Regions from separate parts of the Mus musculus genome. Here region 1 is linked to region 2. The links are chromatin loops, found by intact Hi-C in ENCODE. Cell type or tissue: heart. All regions are shown on one strand. Each heading gives the region's core, and the rest is flanking DNA. Links, peaks and the distances in the headings are about the cores only. Region 1 holds the start of Rpl3 (ribosomal protein L3). Region 2 holds the start of Tab1 (TGF-beta activated kinase 1/MAP3K7 binding protein 1).

Evidence for each region. Peaks named below come from ENCODE experiments on the same cell type or tissue, not always from the same donor. Only the 100,000 strongest peaks of a DNase experiment are listed, where the experiment ranks them.
Region 1: it touches region 2 in a loop (5-fold over the local background); 13 of 42 quality-filtered maps call a loop at or near these places.

Annotation. Positions count from the first base shown.
Region 1 is chr15:80,080,153-80,085,523 of GRCm38, forward strand. It overlaps Rpl3 (ribosomal protein L3), which reads right to left and starts at 3,254. Exons shown (of 10, transcript NM_013762.2): 1 at 3,172-3,254; 2 at 2,238-2,430; 3 at 1,463-1,631; 4 at 744-879; 5 at 214-400. The coding sequence starts at 3,174. It overlaps Snord43 (small nucleolar RNA, C/D box 43), which reads right to left and starts at 2,754; the gene lies at 2,707-2,754. LOC115488570 (a small nucleolar RNA gene) reads right to left here and starts at 934; the gene lies at 880-934. In heart, for the core only: CTCF peaks have their summits at 670 (motif pointing left), 872 and 3,192; DNase peaks (open chromatin) are centred at 973 and 3,189; H3K4me3 peaks cover 3,860 bases; H3K27ac peaks cover 3,160 bases.
Region 2 is chr15:80,130,563-80,135,933 of GRCm38, forward strand. It overlaps Tab1 (TGF-beta activated kinase 1/MAP3K7 binding protein 1), which reads left to right and starts at 2,584. Exons shown (of 11, transcript NM_025609.3): 1 at 2,584-2,626. The coding sequence starts at 2,594. Gm31253 (a long non-coding RNA gene) reads right to left here. Exons shown (of 3, transcript XR_384256.4): 1 at 4,066-5,371; 2 at 167-418. In heart, for the core only: CTCF peaks have their summits at 2,530 and 2,755; DNase peaks (open chromatin) are centred at 2,619, 2,679, 3,509 and 4,099; H3K4me3 peaks cover 2,459 bases; H3K27ac peaks cover 3,168 bases.

The DNA of each region.
Region 1 (5,371 bases), core at 247-5,246, 50 kb before region 2:
CATTAAGGGTGAGGTCAACTGACTGGGTCCACATATTTGAGGTGTTACTCCTTTTCTTAGCTCATTCTCTAAAAGCTGGTCAACTTGACCAGCTGACTGCTGTTCCCAGAAGGCAGGCAGGCAAGGAAACGCTGCCACCGCATCACTTGGTGCTGTGTCCAGTGTACGTTCCAGGGTCTCACATTATCACCCACAAACTACAGCAAAGCTTACCTTTGTACCCTTTGCCTTTTGTCACGCCAATGACATCAATCATCTCATCCTGCCCAAACACCTGGTTCACAGGAACCTGCTGCTCCAGCCGCTCTCGGGCCCAGTCGAGCTTCTCAGCCACAGTGCCTCCATTCACCTGGATCTCCATCAAGTGTGCCTTCTTCTGGCGTAGAGGAAGCAGACGCATCTAAAAGAAGCAGATGAAGCTTATATCAGGCTGGTGGCAAATGGACTAGAAAGTAAATCACCAGAAGCTCAAAGCCAATAGACCTGACTTTGCCAGTGGTTGGTGGACTCATGCATGAGCTACTAAATGGTTCCTAACTAGCAATGTGTTTAGAAAACAGAATACTTGGCCCAATCTCACACCATCATTTCAGATTAGTCAGATAGAGCACAGTAAGACCATCTAGAGAAGCAAGCCTCAGTGTCACAGTGCCCTCTGCTGGTTGATTTAAGACACCAGAAATGTCTCTAATCCCCTCGGATCACAAAATGCCTGCAAAATGCCCCAAACCTTAGGTGCTTACCTGAGTGTGGGCAATGATGCGGATGACCTGGCAGTACTTCTTCATGCTGTTGAAGTCCTTCTCCAGCTGCTTCTTGCCTGTGTCATCCTGCCATTTCTTACAGTACTTGGTGAAAGCCTTCTTCTTAGACTTGTGCCTTCAGGAGCAGAGCACAGTTGGGGGAGGGGCCCGGTGCAGGCCTTCATCACCCTTGCAACAGGTGAGAGGAAGGCAGACTGGCACCATTTGGGGATGGGGCTCATTGCCGGCTTCTAAGGAGCCTTTTCCACCGGCAAGCGGAGCCTGGATGAAGCTCATCGGGCAGAGCCGAGCGGAGCTGAGCAGAGGTCCACAGGTTAATATAAGCCACAAATATACACAACACACAACTCTTGCTCCAGGGCACCAGAACATCCCTTTATCTGGGGGCACATCTCATAGTAGTGGAAGTCAGGGGCTCAGGCCAGAGGCAGGGGACCTATCTAGTACAGACAAGGCCAGCATCCAAGCCTCAAAGGATTACCTCACACTAAGGCCCAGATGCAGGATGTCTTGTTTTCCAGCTTCCCTGCCACTTCAGTGTCAAAGCAACTCTAACACTTCTGCTAACCAGGACTGACCAGCACCCTCAAGGGTTAACAGTCAGCTTTTGGTTCAAAAAACCTTTGATCCAACTTCCTTCACTTTACATCCCAGCTCAGAGTGTCCCTTACTTCTAAGGGAACCCAAGAGCCTCTTACCAGTTCTTATAGAAGCGCCTTTTACACTCATCGCTGATGTGCTCAGCAAATACAGTCTTGAAGGTCCGGAGGCCTCGTGGGGTCTCAACATATCCCACAATGCCCACAACCACCATTGGGGGAGTTTCCACAATGGTCACAGCCTCCACGACTTCTTTCTTGTTCACCTCTGTGAAGACAAACAGGCATAAGCTTCAGTGGGAGCACAAATACCCCAGCACATACAAGCATCCATTTAGACAGAATGGCTGTCTCCGCATCAGAATACTGGGCCTTCCAGGACTGCTCTTCAGAACTGCGGGCTCTCCAACTGCAGCTTTTAACAATTGAGCCAAAGTTTCTAACCTCCACTTACTTTGCAAGGCTGCTAACAGGCACCATGCCAGGTGGTGACTATCACCACTGAAGTAGCAAAATGCCATGTGCTATCTAGACTGTCTCAAAGAGGAGCTTTATCACTAGTCTGGTTTCATGTCCAGAATACACTTGTTAAATGTGTCTACCTTTTCAGAGTACCTAGGGTTGATAACAGGCACTGGCATGGAAACAACCAACTACCCCAACAGGACTCTGCACAGGAATCTGTGTTAAATTTCGCTAGGCCAAAACACTTCTAGGCTCCCTTAGTGTGGGCACTACCACACTAAGTCAGGCTTTGTTCTAGACTTACCACAAAGCACCCCAGGATGAAGCTATTGTGCTCCTTTGGGAATTTACTGTAACTACAGGCAAAATTACACACAGCCCAAGTTGGACAAGGAAGTACTGTACATACTAGATCCTGGCCTGTCAACTTCCCGGACGATGTGGGTCATGCCAGCCTTGTAACCCAGAAAGGCTGTGAGGTGAACGGGCTTGGAAGCGTCATCCTTAGGGAAGCTCTTCACTTTCCCACGATGCCGGCTGCTGCGCTTGCGAGGCAGGAAGCCCAAGGACCCATGCCTGGGAGCTGAGAATTTCCTGTGAGACTGAGGTAAAGGGAGAGATCACAACATTGCTCTCAGTCTTCCAATCAAGCCCAAAGGAGGGTTCCACATTTAAAGGAATTGTATCAGAGGACAGACTGCAATAAGACTTCAGCTTAATGCTTTTAGTTTCCATGCCTTTCAAACACAAAACAGCTTAGTTATACTAAAACCTCGATGGGTGAACTTTCAAGAGTATCCCATGTGACTAAATGGCAACATGGCGTATCAAGATGGAGTCTAATGCAAGTCGGCCTCAAACACTCCCTCCTAAAGCCAAATCAGAACTTGACATTCAGCACAGAGTTTCTGTCCGCCCGTCAAAAGGTTCATCATTTGTGGCTTCTGAGAACTCTAGAGATGCACCTTCCACTCTTATAACATTCCAAAATGGAGACCCGACCCGATTTGCCAAATTTCTCCACTTAACCAATGCATTCCTAAAGACCTGGGCCATCCCTACCAGACTGACCACTACCCTCGAATTAAGCACAAAACAGCCCATTCCATAAGTCCCTTAGGATTACGCTGATATCAAATGGGTCGCACACAGGCCCAGGCCGGTCCCACACACATCCTCCGTAAGGCCGTTAAGGTCCCTGAATTTCCGGACGGTCGCGGCCCTCACATCGATCCCCTATTACATCCTTTCAGGATTGGCGAGCCAGGGATGGCGCCGATGGGAGGTGAATACAAGCCAGGCCCACAGGAGACCAAGTTAGAAGGCAGCATGGCCATACGTACCATCTCGCCGCCACACGCCGCAGATAGAGAGCGACCAGGAGCCAGTGCAGGCTATATAAAGCCAAGTGATGGCTCCGCCCCCTGAGCGTGCGAACGTGTTGACGCATAGGCGTCGGGTCGAAGGGCGCGCATCGAATGTCATTTTACACACATTTTTCCCGCCCACTAGGATTGACAAATAGGGTCTACGGAGAATGATTGGGTTCAAGCTTAGCGAAACGCCTCGTCGACGCTGAGGTTTAGAATGTAAAGAACTACGGCGTTCTGCAGCAGCCAAATTTCATGATAATGAAGAAAAATGGAGGCATTGTGCTTCCTCTCACTTCTAGAACGGAATCACACAGGGCTAGTCCCACACAGCAACGAAAACAACGGCGTTGAAGCAGGCTTAGTGTGAGACAACTGACTGCGTTGTTCTCGTGAGCTCTTAAGATAGACTGAATGAAACTGCTCTTTTACCTAACCAGTGATTTTGATGTGATCACCAACATTGCTCTCAGTCTTCCAATCAAGCCATGCCTTTAATGCGCCATGATTTCGGGCACATCTCCCTCAAGTCCTGTCTCTGCCAATTCAGTCTCCAGATGTCATGTCCCGTTCATATTTTGTTCTTAATTTCAGATTTACAAATGTGTGAGGTTCCCCCCCCCCCGTGTGTACGAATGTGCGCCACGGGCGTGCGTGACATTTTCAGAAGTCAAACCGGGCTGGAGAGATGGCTCAGCAGTTAAGAACACCAACTGCACTTCCAGAGGTCCTGAGTTAAATTCCCAGTGACCACATGGTGGCTCATAGCCACCTGTACTGGGATTCGATGCCCTCTTCTGATGTGTCTGGAGACAGCGACAGTGTACTCATATACATAAAATAAAAATAAATCTTTAAAAAAAAATAAGGGCTTGAGAGATAGCTCAATGGTTAAGAGCACTGACTGTTCTTCCAGATATTCTGAGTTCAATTCCCAGCAACGATATTGTGGCCTATAACCATCTGTAATGGGATCAGGTGACCTCTATACTCATATATACACTAAATAAATAAATCTAAAAAAAAAAAAAAAAAAAGTCAAAATAGTGTCAGATCCCCCTGGACCGTTGTTAATGCTGTGAACTAGACCTGGGTCCCGTGGGATGACAAGTTTTCTTAACTTCTGAACCATCTCTCCAGATCAAGATTCTTAATGAATTTATTTTTCGAACAGCAACATAGGTTTATTAAAATTTAAAAAATAATTTCTGAAAGTGGAGGAGCGCCACTTAAGAATATCTTAAATAAGCTCTTTTTAATTTTATATTTATGAGTGCTTTCCTCATTTATGCACGTGCACCACATATGTGCAGTACCGGGGAGATTTGAAGAGAGTATGGAACCCTCTGGAACTGGAGTTACAGATGGTTGTTGTGCTGGGAACCAAACCTTGGTCCTCTGCAAGAGCCCTTAATTCCTAAGACGTCCCTCCAGTCCCAAAAGAAGAATTATTTTTTCTTCCTTTTTTTTTTTTTTTTTTTTTTTTTTAGACAGGGTTTTTCTGTGAAGCCTTGGCTGTCCTGGAACTCACTCTGTAGACCAGGCTCCAGGCTGCCCTCGAACTCAGAGATCTGCCTGCCTCTGCGTCCCAAGTGCTGGGATTAAAGGCGTGCGCCACCACCGTCCTGGCTTTCTTTTCTTTTCTTTTCTTTTTTTTTAAGATTTATTTCTTTTTTATTTAGGTGTGAACACTGTCACTGTCTTCAGACACACCAGAACAGGGCATTGGATTTCATTACAGATGGTTGTGAGCCACCATGTGGTTGCTGAAAATTGAACTCAGGACCTCTGGAAGAGCAGTCAATGCTCTTAACCACTGAGCCACCTCTCCAGCCCTTCTTTCCTTCCCTCTTTCTTTTTTTTTTTTTAATTTATCTATTTTTATTTTATGTGCATCAGTATTTTGTCTGCACATATGTCTGTGTGAGGCTGTCAGAGCTTGGAGTTACAGACAGTTGTAAGCTGCCATGTGTAAGATTTTGAGTAGGAGCCGGGCATGGTGGCACACACCTTTAGTCCCAGCACTTGGGAGGCACAGGTGAATTTTGAGACCAGCCTTGTCTACAAAATGAGTTCCAGGACAGCCAGGGCTACACAGAGAAACCCTGTCTTGAAAAACCAAGAAACAAACAAACACAACAACAACAAAAAGTAACACCAGCCTTTTGGGAAT
Region 2 (5,371 bases), core at 320-5,319:
TCATCTGCTCAAGGCAACAGGTGCCCGCAGCGTTGGCTGCAGTAGCAGCAAATATCAGGTCAGGGATTGACTGGAATCTGAGGGTGGCCAACGGGTTCAGGAGCACAGAGGCCCTAGGTGTAGACTTCTGACCTGAGGGGCTGCCAAGCCTTCCTGCCAAACCCACCTCAGCTCTCAGGGGCCAGACTTGCTGCAAGTCTTCCTGCTTTGTATGCGATTGGGGTTAGGGAGGTCATGGTGCAGTCATTGGATGTTCCAGAAAATGTATGGAAGCGAAGGCTGCCTTGCCCGTCTGGACACTCGTGATAAGGCCCTGAGCCAGCGCAGGCAGTTTAGATGATTATCAGGACCAACAGTTGCAGCAGAAGTGCTTCTTGAACTGATCAAAAACAACCCCAGGGTGACACATCTGTTTGTCCTGGGGGAAAAGAGGACCCATTTTAGAGATGTGAAGAGAAAGTTGAGGGGAGCTAGTGAGCCCCAAGCTTAGTCCCACTCCCTACTTAGTCACATGGGGTCCATGAGACTGGCATACCTCAGTTTCCTCATTTGCCAACATACTGATTCCCTTCTGCTGGGACCTTAAACCAATTTGATGTCGCAAGCATTTGCTAAACTGTAAGAAAACCCAGGATCAAAACAAACTAGCGAACAGAAAAGCTGAGTGTAGTAGTGCACACTTTTAATCCCAGCACTGGATAGGCAGAGGCAGGTGGATCTCTCAATTAGAAGCCAGCCTGGTCTACAGAGTGAGTTCCAAGACAGCCAGGGCTCCACAGAGAAACACTGTCTCAAAAAACAAAATAAAATCGAAACAAAAAGAAAGAAAACAAAAACCGTCCAATCCTGTGATCCCTTTCAGTCTTCTATTCCTCTGTAGAACCTCTACTCTTCAGGTGTCTGTGTCTCCTCCCAACCTGTCTTCTGCTCACACACCCCATGAGGGATATGTCTTCCACCTGAAGAGCCTCAGCTCAGAGCCTCTAAATAGAATCCAGTTATGTGCCAATCAAATCTTTCCAAAAGGCCTCCCGCTGTTGCTCGTGTCCTTGCACCGTCTCCCTTGGACCCTGTCCACTCCCCCCATCCCGCCCCTTCAGCTGCTCCATCTGTGATGTCTTTGCATGCTCAGCTTGTGTTCTGAGCTCTAGCCCCCCTACTGACTTGACAACGTCTCATCTCAGAACCACACCAAACTCAGCATGCTAACGTGGAACTCACACCTTTCTCTTGCTCCATAAACCTACCTGAGCCTGCAAAAAAAAATCTGCAGGGATCTTTGACACACTTCTTCCCATCAGCACTGTCTTTTTATTGTTGTTGTTTTCTCGAGACAGGGTTTCTCTGTGTTGCCCTGGCTGTCCTGGAATTCACTCTGTAGACCAGGCTAGCCCCGAACTCAGAAATTCGCCTGCCTCTGACTCCTAAGTGCTGGGATTAAAGGCATGTGCCACCACACTGGCCCATCAGCACTGTCTTAGGCCATTTCCTGTTGCTTTAATAAAATGCTTGATACTGGGGGGCTGGAGAGATGGCTCATCGGCTAAGAGCACTGACTGCTCTTCCAGAAGTCCCGAGTTCAAATCCCAACAGCCACATGGTGCCTCACAACCGTTTCTAATGGGACCTATGGGATCTGGTGTGTGAAGACAGTTATAGTGTACTCATACATAAATACACAAATCTTTTAAAAAAATTGATACTGGATTATTTATTCATTTAATGAAACAGGGTGTCATATAGTAGTCCATGCTGGTATCAAACTTCTGGTCCTCCTGTCTCTTCTTGTTGTTGTTTTTGTTTTTTTTTTTCAAGACAGGGTTTCTCTGTATAGCCCTGGCTGTCCTGGAACTCACTCTGTAGACCAGAAATCCGCCTGCCTCTGCCTCCCAAGTGCTGGGATTAAAGGCGTGTGTCACCACGCTCGGCTCCTCCTGTCTCTTCTTAAGGGATGGGATTACAGGACTCAAATTTATAATCCCCCTGCCTCAGTCTCCTAAACTCTGGGATTACAGTTGTGACTCTCCAAATCGAGCTTCCGCACCGTGCTTCTAGAACAAACAGACTCTTCCTTTGGGCACTGGCCAGTCACGCCAAGTGGCCTGCAATTACATTGCCAGCTAACACTACACTCCCATGTTACCGTCCATAAATTTAACTTCTGAGAATTTACAACTACTCGGAATTGCAGTCTTCTCCAAATCTAACTTCAGCTAGTTTGGCATTGGGGTGGCCTCCATTATAAGATCAGGCAGTCAGTCACCCACTACTCTTGTAAACTGAATCATTCGTTCTCTCTTGCTCCCTCCTCGCTAAGCCGCTTTAAATAGGATCTCAGGATCTCCATCGGGGTGAAAAAAAAATCCGGGAGAAAGCACACCCATAAAGACCCCAGGAAACAAGAAAGTCGAAGAAAGTAGGCTGATGGGGTTGGGGGTGGGGTGGGGGCAAGAGCCGCGCTTGCTCAAGGCGCCTCTGCTGCGCCTCCTCCGCTCCGCCGGGGGCGCTGTGGATAAGCTCCGCGGCAGCCCGAGCCGCTCTAGCCCCTCATCCCGCCACTCCGAGAGCCTGGCGCGCCGCGGGGTCCTCCAAGATGGCGGCGCAGAGGAGGAGCCTGCTCCAGAGTGTGAGGAAACCGACCCGCTCTCCGGGCTGGGAGGGTTGGGAGCTCGGGTGTGTCCTCGGGTGCAGGAACTGTTGTCTTTAGATGGCAGAGCATGGCCCTCTCGCCCCAGAGGCCTTTGGGGGCTTGCAGCGCGCGAGACCCACAGCCGGCTGGCGCCGCGCCTGTTCTGCGCGTGCGCGTCGCAGGCTGGGGCCTCTAGGGGGTCAAGGGCGCCGGGGTCCTGCGGAGTGGGAGCGTCCTCGAGCCGGAAGGGGACGTGGCGCCGCCGAGCGGGCCATCCGGAGCGTGGACACGACTAATAATAAATAGCCCCCCGCTTGTGTAAGGCGTGCTGTATCTCTGGCATTGTGTGGACCGCCTCGCGTTTATAAGCTTCGCCAGCAGCACCGGAGAATAGTTAGCGACTAAAAGTTTTTACAGACGAGGAAACCGAGGTCAGGCAGCTGGTGAGCGGCAGAGGCAGAGGCAGGATTAAAATAGTCTGGTTCCAGAAACACCCCTAAGGTTTAGGCTCCTCAAGTGAGGGCGTAGGGTTTTACTTCTGCCTCCCAGTTCACCGGGTCCCGTTGAAGGTTGGCTCCAGGCACCCCGACCTGGTCATCTGGACCTCCACGGTTTGATGTAGTCTACCCGTCCCTGCATCTTTCTCACATATGTGCAGTTACACATGTATGTATGTTAGCTCAGAGTACTGTTTGGATCTGCCAGGACAGGGCGGGGATCCCTTGGCCTTCCTTACCGTGGCACTCTGTAGGAGTTGCCTCTGGATGTCTGCTTCCTTGAAGACCAGCGCCTCTTAGCATGTTGACTTCACCACCCTACCACCCTTGCATGCTAGGTGCTTGGTCAGTGTCTGTCACAGAATGAGGAAATTGGTCAGGAACTAGGTCTTGGCTTTTCAAGGGTGGGGGGAAGTAGCTTGCCTGGCCTAGAGGATCTGAAGCCAGAGGGAGACGTGGGGGAAGAGAGAGATGGCTTTCCCTTCACTATTGTGTGCCTGCTCGGGCCTTTTGTAAAACCCTGGGAGTAAAGAGGTCTGGCTCTCTGTTTTGTAAGGTCCCAGAGGGCAAGGCCCTTGTATAAATGTCCCCATTGTAGAAAGCGTCTGGGGAACACTGATATGATTGTGACCTTGAGAGAAAGAGGGGCTGGGAAAAAAATAGTGACTGATGCCGACTGAGTTGGCTTGCTAACAAGAGAAAGGTCGACTGGGTCAAGTATCTTCTGTCTCTTCCTTGTGATGGGACCCAAAGAACACCAGTTAGGGCAGAGTGTAGGCTTTTCCCAGCACACAGAGAATGTGTTCTCTGTGTATGCTGGCGGACTTTAAAAAGGGGGAGGGAGGGCCGGCTTTAACCCGTAGTGTCTTGATGCTAGGGAAGGAACAGGAAAAGATAACTGTGTAAGGCCCCTTCCATCCTCAGGATGAAAGGACATACCTACTGAGAGGAATCCCGGTGTCCCAGCCGGGCAGGGTGCAGGGCTTGCTGACCTGTCCTTCGTCCTGTGTCTGGTGAGAGCAGCTCCAATATCTGTGTTCTGCAAATGACCTTGAAAGCTGCTAGTCTGGGCCTCTTGGGAAGATGAAAGGGCAGCAGGGGAAGAGGAGCGTGAGCCCCAGCACCGTGGCTAAGGCATAGTCAGCGTGGACTTCCATAGGGAACCCTGGACAGGCCGCAGAGAACTGCAGGGGATTCAGGGGTGTTAAGTCTCAAACCCAGAAAAATAGCTGAGGTCTCAACACATCAAAGTGAGCCTGGTTGTCAGGCTCTCCCAGCATCCCTCGGGCTGCTCTTCCTATAGAACTGAACAATTTTGGTGACCCACCTCTTTTGTACCTTTGTCTTTTTGGCTGCTGTACCCCATTCCCTTGCTTTCCCCTTCCCTTCCCTCCCTCTCCCCCATGGCTTAGGGTTCGACTCTGGACTCTCTTAGATGTCTCTGCCTCTGCTCTCCCATTTTCCTACAGTAAGAACTTTTCTCCTCTACCATACCCACACGTAGGAGCAGTCATGGCCTTTCCTTTTTAGGTTTTTTTTTTTTTTTTTTTAAATTCAGTTTTTTACAAGACAGGAGGGACACCCAAGGGGAATACAATGTATTTAACTAAATTTGTATGTGAGGGGTCTGAAAATCCATGTGTCAGATAGAAATAGTGTGTTGACAGGTAGTGAACAGTTGTGGGATAGGCTGGTAATGGGCTCATGTGGGTCTTGAAGGGGCATCATCCTTGGGCAGTTTGGTAGAGTTTCTGGAAGAAAAGGCCTTCTGAGGGATTTTTACCTATTATCTCTAGTCAGTGTGCTTTAAAAGGGTTTGGTTTTGGGGATTTTGGATTTGAGGGCTTCCTGGGTAGTTGGTTTGTTTTTAATTTTAATTTTTTAAAATTCCATTTTGCCTGCATGTAAGTGTTCTGGGTACATGCCTGGTGCCTGTGGAGGGCAGAAGGAGGTTCCAGTCGTAAGGTTCTGACAACTGAACTTGGGTCTCCTGGAACAAAAGTCAATGTTCCAGGCTACTAAGTCATCTCTCTAGTGCTGAGTTTGTTTGATTGTCTTGAGACAAAGTCTCACTATGTATCAGTGGCTGACCTCCAGCTCACTATATGGCCTTGAACTTGGAGATCTGTTTCCGAATGCTGGGGCAGCATACACCACTACATTCAGCTAAGAAAAGTGGTTTTAAAGAAAATCTTAGAATGGTGGTTCTCAGCCTTCTTAATGTAACTCTTTAAAACAGTTCTTC